2 separate regions of the Mus musculus genome follow, and region 1 is linked to region 2. Evidence: chromatin loops called from intact Hi-C (ENCODE). Cell type or tissue: gastrocnemius. All regions are shown on one strand. Each heading gives the region's core, and the rest is flanking DNA. Links, peaks and the distances in the headings are about the cores only. Region 1 has its middle 180 kb from the start of Gm25833. Region 2 has its middle 330 kb from the start of Gm25833.

The links. Peaks named below come from ENCODE experiments on the same cell type or tissue, not always from the same donor. Only the 100,000 strongest peaks of a DNase experiment are listed, where the experiment ranks them.
Region 1: it touches region 2 in a loop (7-fold over the local background); 19 of 42 quality-filtered maps call a loop at or near these places.

The regions. Positions count from the first base shown.
Region 1 is chr6:68,348,554-68,356,896 of GRCm38, forward strand. It overlaps Igk and the pseudogene Igkv2-105. Among named protein-coding and RNA genes, the nearest start is that of Gm25833, 180 kb to the right of the region's middle. In gastrocnemius, for the core only: no CTCF peak of the experiment used is centred there; no DNase peak of the experiment used is centred there.
Region 2 is chr6:68,193,574-68,201,916 of GRCm38, forward strand. It overlaps Igk. Among named protein-coding and RNA genes, the nearest start is that of Gm25833, 330 kb to the right of the region's middle. In gastrocnemius, for the core only: no CTCF peak of the experiment used is centred there; no DNase peak of the experiment used is centred there.

The DNA of each region.
Region 1 (8,343 bases), core at 157-8,156, 150 kb after region 2:
ATTTACATAATGCTCCCTAGGGTCCACCTCTCCTTGCAAGTCCAAAACAAAGGCTAGCCTATCTTTCTACCTTGAATATTCAGGATTCTTCATATGAAGTTCTCAAAATGATTTACTCTCTTCAGCTCCTGAGGATGCTTGTGCTCTGGATTCCTGGTAAGTAAAGAAACAAAGATAAAGAAGGAGAATGTGGGCGATGGAGACTTCTGGGGTCCTGCTAATCCAGATGCAGATTCAGATTCTGTTTATGTCTGAGATTATCAGTTTTGCATGCTAGTTATATGTCTGTAAGTTTTCAAGGTTGAACCTATGCTTTTGTGACTACTCTTATAACTACCAAAGCTAATGGTCCAGATGACTCCTAGATGACTTCCATACTCTATTTACATGGTTATTTTATGTTGAGCATTTTTGAAATATGAAAATATCATAAATATAATAAGTAGGAAATAATAAAGGAAAGAATAATCATTTGAAAATACCATTTTGTGTGTGTGTGTGTGTGTGTGTGTGTGTGTGTGTGTGTGTGTGAGTGTGTGGGTGTGTGTATCCCTTTTCATTTCTCTCATCTCAGGAATCAGTAAAGTTATTGTGATGACTCAGGGTGCACTGTCCAATCCTTTCACTTCTGTAGAGTCAGCTTCCATCTCTTGCAGGTCTAGTTAAGAGTCTCCTACTTAAGGATGGGAAGGCATACTTGGATTGGTTTCTTCAAAGGCCCGGACACCCTACTTGGCTCCTGATCCATTTGATGCCAACCTGTGCGTCAGGAGTCTCAGACAAGTTTACTGACAGTGGGTCAGGAACAGATTTCACACTGAAAAATCAGTAAAGTGGAGGTTGAAGATGTGGGTGTGCATTACTGTTAGCAAGTTGTAGAGTATATTCCACAGTGATACAGCTCTGAACAAAATCCACCTAGATGGCAGCACTCAACTACTACATTTTTTGATTGTCTTTCTTGAGAAGAAATTTTGTGTACTTGAATAGAAGGTGGTGGTGGAGGAGGAGGAGGAGGAGGAGCTGGAGGGGACAGGGATGAGGAGGAGGAAGAAAAGGAGGAGGAGGGGGAAGGGAAGGAGGAGGAGGAGGAGGGGGAGGGGGAGGAGGAGGAGGAGAGAGCACTCAAGAACTCAGAATAGTTTATAGCTAAGTCTCTATAGGGGTGTCACTTGAGGTGGTATTCTTCAACATAGGTACCACCTGTCTGCTGTGAGATTTTTAGTATAATGTAAGTAACACGCTAAGGAAGTAATGTCAAAATGGAATGAAAAGAAAACACTGAATAGCAATACTATCGCTTTCCTGTAGAATTCGCAAGCAGGAATAGATGATTTTCCTCAGAAAATTATTCCCATAATAACATAACAGAGTATTGCCTCTTCCGTGTCACTTAAAGTCATTTTAAGTCTTTTTTTATTTGGAGTTATTTTTTTTTTCCTTTTGGGAACTTAAGTTGTCAACACACATGCATCAGGGGAATGTTTGATGTTGTTAAGATGTTTCTGTCTCCCATCACTTCCAATTTCTCTTAAAGCAGGTCCTTTCCTGTATTGGAAAAGAGAGGTACTCCTACATTCCTGGACATTGCCTAGGGTCACTACTCATTTTTTTGTGTGTTTATGTCTTGTTATTTAGCTTGGTAAATATAAATGTACACCAAAAATTAGCTACATGTCAAAGTACTCTCACAGGACTCATCATGGCATGGAAAATAAGAATGGATAATTTCAGAATTACAAAAGTGAGTAACAGAAATTAAACACAAGCCTTGGATAGAGAGAGAACATTGGATTTATGGATTATTGAACAGAACTTGAATGATTAAAGGCAACATCAATGAAAAGAGTCCCTCGTACCAACAGATTATCATTCCAAAAACTGGGGAGACCAATGATCTTAAAGTGAGCAGAGACTACAAATCCTTTTTTTCTTCCTGTGGCAAGAGAGCAACACTTGTTCAAGCTGTGATACTGTTATATTCATGCCAGGAAATAAATAAAAACAAGCAAATAATCAAGCAAAAAACATCTGCTCAGAAACACAGACTTGGGTCATCCTAAATTCTACCTTCCAATGTGGAAGCAGTTTCAACAAGTTTAATGGTTCAGAGGATGGAGAAACCCATATATAAAGGCAAGTTTAAAATACATTGATTCATCAGAAAGTCAGGTGCCGCAAGGTGGGAGAAGCATTGTTCAAGCTTCAAATTACTGTCTGAGTTTTGAGATTAGTGGAAGCTTGTTTTAAAATGTCAAATACAGAGAGATCAGTTGATGGAATTTTGTTAATTCTTTTGCATATTTGGTTTTAAAATGTAGCACAAGTTTTTTTTTTTGTTTGTTTTTTTTTTTTTTTTATCTGCCATTTTTGGTAATATCCTTTTGCTTGTTTGGCAAAGTGGTAAGTTATGGAAGCACCATAACCTATGTAAGTCTGGAAAATCCTAGTTATTGTGTTTTTGAGAGACATGGCTCACTCCAGAGCTCGGTGTAGTGTCTGTGCTTCAGGACAATCCTCCTAATTCACATCTTGGTTGGTATAGTGATATGGCTAATGATTATCATTGGTTAAAGATATGTCATACAGTAAATGATAAGAATAGAGTCCCAAGCTAAAATAAGGTAAAGTGCTTCTGAGCATAGGCTCTTAAGGTTGACATATGACAACTATATGTTCACCTATGTACACACCAAATATGTGCATACACATAGTTATAAGGTATCCCCTATCCCATGCACATGAAAAGCAAATAAACTGAGAACTTAAAGCTTCGTAAAATATTTTATGACTCTTTTATGACTGAAACACATTGTAACTTAGAGACTATCCCATGTTCTCTTGTGAATCATGTGATGGGAGAGGATGGGAAGCAGCAGGAAGGTGACTAACATTCCTCTCCATCTGGGCAACAGAAGAGCCTGAAGGTGTATTGACATGGTATTAGAGAACAAGAAGTTATAGTGAAAGAATTAGTTTCTCACTTATGCTACTTACATTTCTAATGCCTAATGGTATTAGGGTCTCGATGGGACCTTCTCCTAAGAACCAAATGGGGGGAGGGAGAGACAAGAACCAAGTGCAATGAATGACACAGGGAAGCAGTCTGATTAGCCTCAAGGTCTCACTGTATTCAGCAATGCTCAAGGCTTAAATGCACAAGCAAAAGGGGAAGTACTTCTCAGCAGGAGGGATGGGGCAGCAGAAATTTTTCTTTGGGCAACTACACAGGGAAGCAGGAACTTGGTGGTATCAGGGTACATCTTGTGGTCAGGACATCCAGCCCTGACTTAGGGCTGGAACAATGTGTGGTTGTTCTCGGAGCAGTGCTTCGTTGGTGGCCCGCTTTTGAACCCCTTTTCTTCTCAGGGGGAGAGGCCCAATTCAGAGATCAGGACAATTGTGTTGTCTTAATAGCTCCCAACACGTCTCAACAACAAGTGAATAAATAACATTAAAGGTAATATGTGGATTTCTGACGTTTTTGAAAAACAACTATCTGAGTCAAGTAATCTGGACTGTTCTTTGTTACCTACTCTCAGCCATTTCCGATTAAAAGAACTCAAAACACCCTAACAATAAACTTAGAGCCATGGATTTCTTTTTTTTTTTTTTTTTTTTTTGGTTTTTCGAGACAGGGTTTCTCTGTATAGCCCTGGCTGTTCTGGAACTCACTTTGTAGACCAGGCTGACCTCGAACTCAGAAATCTGCCTGCCTCTGCCTCCCAAGTGCTGGGATAAAGGTGTGTGCCACCACGCCCAGCTTGAGCGATGGATTTCTTATTTGGCCTTTCACTTATAGGGTTAAACATCTCAGATTCCTTTATAACAGCAATAGAAGGACTGGGTCTAAACCTTGTACTTCAAAATTTTTAATATCAAAGACAACCTATAATATCCACCCCCAGCCCCAAAGCTTAGGGAACTAGGACAAAGATTATTCATAACTTCTACAAGCTGAATATGGATGTTGATGTATTTTTGAAGAGAGCAGAAAGGGTAGGGAAAATGCGGGAGTTGGTTGCCTTAAGAAGACCACAACAATGATTGTATTAGTCTCCAATGTCAGTGTACTTCCTGGATCTGGACATAAAGAATTCAGGCAGGAGAGGTCATAATGTCTGATGATGAAATTCACCAAGGCTGTATATTATACACTATATAAATCTCAAAACAAAATTTTAGTATCATTAAGATAACCTTTTTGTTTGGTTCTCTGTAACCTAGTTCTTCAGGGGGTCTCCCTCTATTAAATCTGATTCATATAACTCTGGAAAATGTAAATACCTTAATCACCTTTTCCAAAAACACAAAGACAAAAGCTTTTCCCCAAATCGGCATATCCTTCAGCTGGCAACCAGGAAAACCTGTAGCTTGCTGTCTGTCCCAGAGGAACAATAAAACAACCACAGTCAAAATCACACACATTTTAGCCTATTTAGGCCTTTCTAATTTTCCATGTCAGAATTTAAACTCAAAATTTCCATGGAGCCCCTGTTTGACAGAATATGAGTCTCCTGCAGACTTTATCATACGATATTTAAAACAATTGATTTATACTTCTATTTTCCTTTTCTTTCCTTTTTCCTTTCCTCTCCTTTCCTTTTTCCTTTCCTCTCCTTTTCTTTTTCCTTTCCTTTCCTTTCCTTTCCTTTCCTTTCCTTTCCTTTCCTTTTCTTTTCCTTTTCCTTTTCCTTTTCCTTTTTTCCTTTCCTTTCCTTTCCTTCCCTTTCCTTCCCTTCCCTTCCCTTCCCATCCCTTTCCTTCCCTTTCCTTCCCTTCCCTTCCCTTCCCTTCCCTTCCCTTCCCTTCCCTTCCCTTCCCTTCCCTTCCCTTCCCTTCCCTTCCCTTCCCTTCCCTTCCCTTCCCTTCCCTTCCCTTCCCTTCCCTTCCCTTCCCTTCCCTTCCCTTCCCTTTCCTTCTCCATTCCTTTCCTTCCCTTTCCTTCTCCATTCCTTTCCTTTCCTTTCCTTCTCCATTCCTTTCTATACCTGCTGATAAGAGGCAGCTTGTCAAACCAGGATTTCAGCCCAAAAATTCCTGTGCAGCCCATGTTAGACAGAATATGAGTATCCTGTAAGACTTATTAAAGCAATATATCTTCATACAATCTTAAAGTATCAAAAGGTTATATTTCTCACTTTATATCAATGAAATACCTGGTCTGGAGCCCTTTGTACCTTTGTGTCCCAATTCTTTATTTATAGGGAAAAGCTAAGTGTAAAAAGACCCTCCTTGTCTGTGTCCCTTTTTGGGGGTGAGGGAGGCATGATGGGAGCAAAGGATATGCAAAACGCTGAAATCAAGTGTTTAAATTCTAAGCCTTATGAGAAATCTTATCTTAAAGCATCATATACCACACAGCTCTCACATATTATTATTGAGATATGAATTCCCTGTGTTCAATCAATCCCTGAATTGATGTCCATAATATATTCTGTGTCACTGTATGTATACATATATATATATGTGTGTGTGTGTGTGTGTGTGTGTGTGTGTGTGTGTGTGTGTGTGTGCGTGTACATGCCTCATGCCTCACTATTTCTAAAATTTCAGAAATGGTGGCCTGGGTTTTAATTTGTTAAAGATGCTGCCACATTATCAGCCCTAAGGAATGAAGCTTATTAGGAGGATGGATCTCAAGACTAGGATCTGACTTGGTGTGAGAAAGCTCAAAAATAAATAAGCATTACATAAAAACAAACAAACAGGAGCCTGGTATTGGTGGAGCACGTCTTTAATCTCAGGACTTGGGAGGCAGAGGCAGATGGATTTTTGAGTTCGACGCCAGCCTGGTCGCCAAATTGAGTTCCAAGACAGCCTGGGCCTGTCTCAACAAACCAAACCAACCAACCAAACAAACAAAAAACCCAAACAAACAAACAAACAAACAAACAAACAAAAACATGAGCAAGAGAGATGGATTAATGATCAAGAACACTCATCCCTTTGCAGAGTACATATATTTTTTTTCAAACACCCACATGGTTGCTCATAACCATCTGTAACTGTACTTCCAAGCAATCCAACATACCTGTTGCCTGTGACCTCCAGAGGTATTAGAGTGTGTGGGTCTACATATATTCATATAGGCAAATGTTAATACATCTGAAATAAAAATTGATAAATCTCTTAAACATAAATATCAGGAGCCATCATGGAAAAACTAAGCCTACTAGGTGAACTTCCTGAGATAATTCACCAAGGAACTACAATGAATGAGCACTTTGACTCAAGAACAGAGGGCCAACCTTTCAGGATTGATCCTTGCTATTGATATTCTTTTTCTGTAATTATTAAATTAACAGTTTTTAATAATTAGTTCACCTAATTGGTAATATTTTCTAAAGATCTAATAAAATGTACTGTCTTGGAGTGGTGCTTTACAGGAAAATAGATGACTTCTTAATTTGTAAAGTTGGTTCCATAAGAATTCCTAAATTTAGTAATTGTTGAGCCCTTTATAATAAAGGCTAAAATTGAAGCTTTGTGAAATATGAAAGATGAAACTGGGTGTTTGCAATTCTTCAACTGCTACTAGTTAACTGTGCTAAAATAGAAAGCCCAGAGTACATTCCTTTAGGCCATGAAACCTTTAAGGCCATAAAAGAGTCTGAATGATTTATTAGCGGTGCAAGGACAGAAGACAAAATATTGACTAGGTTCATCTATAAAAATCTTCAGTGTTAACATAGATATATTTATTATAGTTTTAGACTCACTGTGAACAGGTGGCATTCAAGGCAGATAAAGAATGCTAATTAGATAACTAGTCTTAATAAAAACACATTTAAACATCCCTGTTGTAAACTACTTATTCAATTTATGAAAGTACTACAACTAGCAATGATAACATTAATGTAGAGCAGAATAAGAATAGGGAGAAGGACAGTAGAAGCAAAATAGAAGCTTTACAGAGATGACAAGCTAGGCAGATGAGAGCCAAAGAAGAGAGTGGACCAGGCAGAGCACAGAGAGGAGCAGGTTCTCTTTACTATGGGACAGGCTTTTTTAACAGCAAGGTTCTTATATAGGGGGATGGGCAAAGCTTTTTCCTTATAGACTTTTGGTTTTTGGTTTTTGTTTTTGTTTGGTTGGATTATTTTATTTTCCAAGAGAAAGCTAGAAGCTTTTTCTTTCATTATGCAAGTAAGGTTGAAGATTATTATTCATCCAGAATGAGTGAGTTCTTTTTTTTTTTTTTTTTTTTTTTTTAGTTTTGTAATTTTTTTATTAGTCTACAGAGTTTATTTTTTTTTTCCATTTTTTATTAGGTATTTAGCTCATTTACATTTCCAATGCTATACCAAAAGTCCCCCATACCCACCCACCCCCACTCCCCTACCCACCCACTCCCCCTTTTCGGCCCTGGCGTTCCCCTGTACTGGGGCATATAAAGTTTGCGTGTCCAATGGGCCTCTCTTTCCAGTGATGGCCGACTAGGCCATCTTTTGATACATATGCAGCTAGAGTCAAGAGCTCAGGGGTACTGGTTAGTTCATAATGTTGTTCCACCTATAGGGTTGAAGATCCCTTTAGCTCCTTGGGTACTTTCTCTAGCTCCTCCATTGGGAGCCCTGTGATCCATCCATTAGCTGACTGTGAGCATCCACTTCTGTGTTTGCTAGGCCCCTGCATAGTCTCACAAGAGACAGCTACATCTGGGTCCTTTCAGTAAAATCTTGCTAGTGTGTGCAATGGTGTCAGCATTTGGATGCTGATTATGGGGTGGATCCCTGGATATGGCAGTCTCTATATGGTCCATCCTTTCATCTCAGCTCCAAACTTTGTTTCTGTAACTCCTTCCATGGGTGTTTTGTTCCCACTTCTAAGGAGGGGGCATAGTGTCCACACTTCAGTCTTAATTTTTCTTGAGTTTCATGTGTTTAGGAAATTGTATCTTATATCTTGGGTATCCTAGGTTTTGGGCTAATATCCACTTATCAGTGAGTACATATTGTGTGAGTTCCTTTGTGAATGTGTTACCTCACTCAGGATGATGCTCTCCAGGTCCATCCATTTGGCTAGGAATTTCATAAATTCATTCTTTTTAATAGCTGAGTAGTACTCCATTGTGTAGATGTACCACATTTTCTGTATCCATTCCTCTGTTGAGGGGCATCTGGGTTCTTTCCAGTTTCTGGCTATTATAAATAAGGCTGCTATGAACATAGTGGAGCATGTGTCCTTCTTACCAGTTGGGGCTTCTTCTGGATATATGCCCAGGAGAGGTATTGCTGGATCCTCCGGTAGTACTATGTCCAATTTTCTGAGGAACCGCCAGACTGATTTCCAGAGTGGTTGTACAAGCCTGCAATCCCACCAACAATGGAGGAGTGTTCC
Region 2 (8,343 bases), core at 303-8,302:
TAGGAGGGCTCTGAAATAGCTTATTTTCATTTTTTTCTCCTTCTTCTAGGAATTCTGCACAGTGGCTGCTTCTAATAGTTACTCCTCTTTCCCTGAGAGCTATCTTTAAGCCTTTGATGAAGGCTGCCTCTTTAGTCAAAGTCCTCCAGAGGAGGGTAAATTGACTCAATTTTTTGTTCTTCATTTTTTATATTATCCTTTATATCTTTATATTATCCTTTGTATCTTTACATTTTATATTATCCTTTGTATCTTTATATTTTAGCTTCCTCTTTCTCTTTTTATATTTCTTAAGTTACTTATTTTTCTGCGCGCATCTTCTTTTTCCTTTCTCTCTGTTTCTGATATGCCTTCCTGGTACTCCTACAAAGTCGCTGCCCTTCCTTAACAGCTGGTCCCACACAAACCCAGCAACAATTACCAGACCCACTGCGTAAGAAAGCATACCTCTCAGAGACTTACCTTAATTTCTTTATACTTACCGGTACCACCGTTCCTCAGCTGAAGAGTTCTGAATCCACGCAGTTGAATCCTTCTCAGCAGTCTGTTTTGCAGGAACCTTTATTAACACCGCTCCCCAGCTGAAGAGTTCTGAATCCATGCTGGATCCCTCTCAGCAGTCTGTTTTACGGGAACCTTTATTAACCGCTCCTTCCCCGCGATGCAGTTCTGAATCCTCCCTGTAGCAGGGGGTCTTCTCTCATTCCTGAAGATGTTTCTTTTCCCGGATTTCGGCACCACTTCTTGCGCGCACCGGACTCGACCAGCAAGAATGACACTGCAACAGGATCCTTCTGCACACGTTTATTGGGAGAGCTTGATTGCAGAGGCAAAAAGACCTCGAGCCCAGAACTGGTGCTGCTTTTATAGGCCTAGGAGAGGCGTGTCTCACACCCGGATTGGTTATGCACTAAGCCTCATTTGCATGTTCCTCATTTGATTGGCTACTCTCTCTCAGTACCTCACAGAGCCTCATTATCATACCTCATTTGCATGTCTCACATCCGATTGGTTATACTCTCAGTACCTTACAGAACCTCATTATCATGCCTAGGCCAGGCAGTGTTTTTGCAAAAAACTTTACTGCATATGTACACATTGGTTGTTTGTCCAATCTTATGCGTGGTGGCCAGCAGTAGTCAGTGCCACTCAGCATCGGCACATGTGGCGTCCCACAGTTTCCTTTCCTTTCCTTTCCTTTCCTTTCCTTTCCTTTCCTTTCCTTTCCTTTCCTTTCCTTTCCATTTCTTTCCTTTTTCCTTTCCTTTCCTTTCCTTTCCTTTCCTTTCCTTTCCTTTCCTTTCCTTTCCTTTCCTTTTTCCATTCCTTTCCTTTCCTTTCCTTTCCTTTTTCCATTCCTTTCCTTTCTATAACTGCTTATAAGAGGCAGCTTGTCAAACCAGGATTTAAACCCAAAACTTCCTGTATAGCCCATGTTAGACAGAACATGAGTATCCTGTAAGACGTATTAATGCAATATGTCTATACAATCTTAAAGTATCAACAGGTTATATTTCTCACTTTATATCAATGAATTACCTGGTCTGGAGCTCTTTGTACCTTTGTGTCCCAATTCTTTATTTATAGGGAAAAGACCCTCGTTGTCTGTGTCCCTCTTTGGGGCTGTGGGAGGTATGATGGAAGCAAAGGATACGCAAAACGCTGAAATCAAGTGTTTAAATTCTAAGCCTTATGAGAAATCTCATCTTAAAGCATCATATACCACACAGCTCTCACGTATTGTTATTGAGATATGAATTCCCTGTGTTCAATCAATCCATGATTTGATGTCTATAATACATTCTGTGTTGCTGTGTGTATACATATACATACATATATACATGTACATGTCTCACTATTTCTAAAATTTCAGAACTGGTGGCATGGGTCTTAATTTGTTAAAGATGCTGCCACGTTATCAGCCCTAAGGTAGGAAGCTTATTAGGAGGATGGATCTCAAGACTAGGATCTGACTTGGTGTGAGAAAGCTCAAAAGAATAAACATTACATAAAAACAAACAAACAAACAAACAAACAAACAAACAGGAGCGAGACGTTTGTGGCACATGTCTTTATCCCAGCCCTTGGGAGGCAGAGGCAGATGGATTTCTGAATTCGAGGCCAGCGTGGTCTACAAAGTAAGTTCCAGGGCAGCCTGGGGCTGTCTCAAGAAAACAAAGCAAAACAAACAAACAAACACAAAAACCCAAACAACCAACCAAACAAAAATATGAGCAAGAGAGATGGTTTAATGATCAAGGACACTCATCCCTTTGCAGAGAACATAAATATTTTTTCAAACACTCACATGGTTGCTCATAACCATCTGTAACTGTAGTTCCAAGCAATCCAACATACCTGTTGCCTGTGACCTCCAGAGGTATTAGAGTGTGTGGGGTCTACATATATTCACATAGGGAAATGTTAATACATCTGAAATAAAAATTGATAAATCTCTTAATCATAATTATCAGGAGCCATCACGGAAAAACTAAGCCTACTAGGTGAACTTCCTGAGATAATTCACCAAGGAACTAAAATGAATGAGCACTTTGACTCAAGGCCAGAGGGCCAGCCTTTCAGGATTGATCCTTGCTATTGATATTCTTTTTCTGTAATTATTAAATTAACAGTTTGTGATAATTAGTTCACCTAATTGGTAATATTTTCTGAAGATCTAAGAAAATGTAATGTCTAGGAGTAGTGCTATATAGGAAAATAGATGACTTCTTAATTTGTAAAGATGGTTTTATAAGAATTCCTAAATTTAGTAATTGTTGAGCTCTTTATAATAAAGGCTAAAATTAGAGCTTTGTGCAATATGAAAGCTGAAACTTGGCATTTGCAATTCTTCAACTGCTACTAGTTAACTGTGCTAAAATAGAAAACTCAGAGTACATTCCGTTAGGCCATGAAACCATTAAGGCCATAAAATGGTCTGACTGATTTATTATAGGTGCAAGGACAGAAGACAAAATATTGACTAGGTTCATCTATACAAATCTTCAGTGATAACATAGATATGTGTAAAATAGTTTCAGACTCACAGTGAAGAGGTGGCGTTCAAGGCAGATAAAGAATGCTAATTAGATAACAAGTCTTAAAAATAAAACACAAATAAGCATCCCTGTTGTAAACTACTTATTCAATTTATGAAAGTACTACAACTAGCAATGATAACATTAATGTAGAGCAGAATAAGACTAGGGAGAAGGACAGTAGAAGCAAAATAGAAGCTTTACAGAGATGACAAGCTAGGCAGATGAGAGCCAAAGAAGAGAGTGGACCAGGCAGAGCACATAGAGGAAGCAGGTTCTCTTTACTATGGGACAGGCTTTTTTAACAGCAAGGTTCTTATATAGGGGGATGAGCAAAGCTTTTTCCTTATAGACTTTAGGTTTTTGTTTTTTGTTTTTGTTTGGTTGTTTTTTTTTTTTTTCATTTTCCAAGAGAAAGCTAGAAGCTTTTCTTTCATTATGCAAATAAGGTTGAAGATTATTATTCATCCAGAATGAGTGAGTTCTTTCAAGGCTGGCATTTGGGCTTTTGCTCTATATGCATATGTGAGTATGGTATGGATGTGTAAGTATGTAAGTATGAGATAAGTAGTTGGGCCCATCAAGAGTATAGGGAGTACGAGTGCATGTGTGTTTCTATGCTTCATTCTGCAAGAGTAAATTTAATACCTGACAAGGAGTTAGTGAAATCTCCATTTCCCCTGTGGGGCCTGAGGCACCAAAGACCCACAGGGAAATTTCTTTTCTTAATCCCATGGCATTTAATAATAGGGTGTTAATCTTCTGAAGCCATTGACTTCTGGAACCTGAAAAATGAATCAAGGAGAATATATATTATATAGCAATAAGCAACCTATACTCTTGAAAGACCAAGTCTCACCTTTACCAACACTCCACCCTCAATTAGCTGCCTTTCTAGAGAGGACTCAGCACAGGGCAAAGCTCCTGGTACATAATTTGTACACATAATTTAGAATAACCGGGTAATGGGGGGTGCACACCTTTAATCCCAGCACTTGGGATTTAGAGGCAGGCAGATTTCTGAGTTTGAGGCCAGCCTAGTCTAAAAAGTGAGTCCCAGGACAACCAGGGTTATACAGAGAAATTCTGTTACAAAAAAAGCCAAAAAATAAATTAAAAATAAAATAAAATAATAAAATTAGAATACTGATCTTAACCTACTAAGGCTATTTCATAATATCAGTGTTGCTAGTCTTTTCCACATCTCCATAACTAAAGCTTCATTTCTCCCATGTTAGCCATTGTAGCTGAGGACAGTTTCTAGGTTGCTTGTCATCAAATCTCCTCAATCTTTTGGTATATATAATTTTGTTTTTGTTTTTTTTTATCTCCAGTTATTAAGTATTGGTCCCACATAGGGTGAATGTAAACCATAGCTTGTTGATGCTTCTTTAAATATCTTTAATTCTAGTGCCTCTGGGGGACACATAAATTTTTGATAACCTTGTGAATTTTCTTCATTTGGAGCAAAATCCCTTAATATAGCTGGAAAACATCACTTTAGTTTTTTTGTTTGTGTTTAGTTGTTGTTTGGTTGGGTTTTTTGTTTGTTTGTTTGTTTGTTTGTTTTTATTTTTTATTTAAACTGCCATTTTTCAGTCTCATCACTAGGTGGCAGGGTAGGCTTTAGATAGAACCTAAAAATCAGTTATGATTCAAAGGAATGTCTAAGTTTTTCTATTGTTTGTACCTTAGAATAGGTTTTTCCAGCTCTCATCTTATCTAAGTATGCATTTTTCTCATCTCCCTTATAAAGGAATTAAAAAATTGCAGTGATTACCAAAAATATAATTATTTGTATGCTGATAATTGAAACAAAATTATGTGAGATTCAAATGCCCTCTGTTATTGTGTTTTTCTTTTTTAACAAAGAAAATATTTTCTTTGGCGACAAACCTTTATTATTTTCAAAGGAATTGCTTTTCTGTATGAATTTTAAGACCCAGTTTCTTCCAGCCTCTGCTGCCCCAATGATGATTTTGAGAATAATTATGTTTTAATAACAATCTAGGCCATACGCTTTGGCTCATTCTTAGACTAGCTCATAACTCATTTACCAATTTAAACTAGTCTATATCTACAATTTTGTCAGTTCCCCCTTTAGTCTTGACCAGCTTCATCCTTAGTGTCTTTCTAATCATCACCCCCCCAGCTTCTGTCTTGAATCTCTCTTGTAGTCTTTCATTATTTCCCAGAATCCTCTCTTCCTGCCAGTATCCTACCTCCTATTTCTTGCCTCAGGACATTGGACATAGACTTACTTAATTGACAAGTGTTGCTTAAGAGACTTTCTCTACACTAGGTATATGCAAATATTACAGGCTTGGCACAGCTAGTTGTTTTTCAAGTTTGGGTGGGCTCAATTCAGGGTGCCATATGTCTCATAATACCACAAATTGCCAGCTCCCTTTTAAAAGATTAAGTGACCATAGCTGTGTGGATTCATTTCTGGGTCTTCAATTCTATTCCATTGATTTACTTGCCTGTCATTGTACCAGTACCATGCAGTTTTTAATCACAATTGCTCCGTAGTACAGCTTAATGTCAGGCATGGTGATTCCACCAGAGGTTCTTTTATTGTTGAGAATAGTTTTTTGCTATCCTAGGTTTTTTATATTTCCAGTTGAATTTGCAAATTGTGCTTTCTATCTCAGTGAAGAATTGAGTTGGAATTTTGATGGGGATTGCATTGAATCTGTAGATTGCTTTCAGGAGTCAGTCTGGAGGTTCCTCAGAAATTTGGACATAATACTACTGAAAGATCCAGCAATACCACTCCTAGGCATATACCCTGAAGAAGTTCCAACTGGCAATAAGAACACCTGCTCCATTATGTTCATAGCAGCCTTATTTATAATAGCCAGAAGCTGGAAAGAGCCCAGATGTCCCTCAACAGAGGAATGGATACAGAAATTGTGGTACATTTGCACAATGGAGTACTACTCAGCAATTAAAAACACTGTATTTATGAATATCTTGGACAAATGGAGGTACCTGGAGGATATCATCCTTAGTGATGTAAACCAATCACAAAAGAAGTCATTAGATATGCACTCACTGATAAGTCGATATAAGTCCAAAAACAGAACTCTCAAGATACAATTTACAAAACACAAGAAAATCAAGAAGAGGGAAGACCAAAGGGTGGATACATCATTCCTCCTTAAAACAGGGAATAAAGTACCCACGTTAGGAGTTACAGAGACAAAGTTTGGAGGTAAGATGAAAGGATGGACTATCCAGAGACTAGCCCACCCGGAGATCCATCCTATAATCAGCCACCAAACTCAGATGCTATTGCACAATGCCATAAAGATTTTGCTGAAGGGACCCTGTTATAGCTGTCTTGTATGAGGCTATGCCAGTGCCTGGCAAATACAGAAGTGGATGCTCACAGTCATCTATAAGATGGAACACAGGGCCCCCAATGGAGAAGCTAGAGAAAGCACACAAGGAGATGAAGGGGTCTGCAACCCTATAGGTGGAACAACAATATGAACTAACCATTACCTCCAGAGCTTGTATCTCTAGCTGCATATGTAGCAGAAGATGACCTAGTCGGCCATCACTGGGAAGAGAGGCCCCTTGGTGTTGCATACTTTACATGCCCCAATACAGGGGAATGTCAGGGCCAAGAAGCAAGAGTGGGTGGGTAGGGCAGCAGGGCAGAGGGAAGGTATAAGGAACAACTACAACAACAAAACAAACAAACAAAATCAACAGAAGAAGAAGAGGAAGAAGAAGAAGAAGAAGAAGAAGAAGAAGAAGAAGAAGAAGAAGAAGAAGAAGGAAAGAAAGAAAGAAAGAAAGAAAGAAAGAAAGAAAGAAAGAAAGAAAGAAAGAAGAGAAAACAAGCTGTGCACTCATGTATGTATCAAGTACACTATGAAGAAGACTGCTAACTTTAGCATTTCACTAATGCTTGACTACTATGTTTAGATTAGTGTTTCCGGTAATATATGAAACTCAAACATGATTGTACTGGGACAGGAAGATCAGTACATTTTGACTGAAATTGTCATGTGCAGATGCGGTTTCAGGTGCAAGCATACAGGGCCCCTCACCTCACTCAGCTGGAATAATTCAGAAACAGTTTAAACTGCAATTCTAGTTTGGAAACATATAGACCAAAAGGACATGAAATCCATTTTTTATTCCACCTTACATTGTCCTTAATCTCATAGGATATTTACACAATTTTATGCTATTTTCAAAACAAGCTTTATATTTGGATGACTCAAAGTAATACAGCAGACAAAGTCCTATACTTCAAGGGTATGTTTAGTATGACATAATCTGACTTAATAACAATATAAATAATCATAAAGTCATTTTATTTTATGCTAATTGACTTAAATCTTAAATTTTTATTTGAATGATATATTTTCCCAGTGTTCATTGATTTTTGCCTTTTAATGAAGTTTGGCAAGAAACAAAAACCTGACATTTCCAATAGACATAGAAATTGCAAGGATTTATAGAGATTTTTCTTGGCGCTGCACTTTTACTCATAGCTAGTCCTATTTCTCATAGTATGAAATAGGAAAATATTTTAACCTTTCAGATTTAGTGTTTTGTGGACACACAATTATTTGTAAACATTTATACTCGGTTGTCAATTCCCTATGATATGATTTTAATTGGTTCAAATGAATTTTTCTTTATTATTTTCTGAAAGTTGGTATGGTCAATAGAAATCAATTTACAATTTATAATTGTAAATGCATCCTTGCCACTGAGTAGTGGCAACAATCTCCACCTCAAAGCAACATTAAATTGTAATATAGCACATATAATGAAGTTCAAGAGATGTTCAACAGTATTTTATTAAATACCTTTATATTAGATGATCCTGTCCCACTTTATATGAATGTAATTTTCTGAGACCCTTTCAGCTTAGGTTGTTTGATATAATATATTTGTCCAATGACGTTTTGGCTCATAATAATGATGAATTAAATTATTTTACTTGATGTATCCCCATTGCAATATAGTATCTGTGAAACATTACCCATCTCTCCAGCAGGGGGTAGTACAATCACACATTTATCTAGTCAAGGTAGCCATGCTTAGTCCTGAGACCTACTATAACAATGAGAATAATAGAAAGAGGCACCCAGTCTCTTGATCTACCAAGCCTCCACAATGTTTTCATGCATTTGCCCACTACTATTAAACTGCCCTGAGCACATTTATTTGACAGAGACTTTGAGAGCTGACGACCCAGAAAATTCAATATCTTCAGAGAGAGCAGACCGGCTTCTCAAGGATACTCCCATTTATAACAGAAAACTTCGGCTCAGGA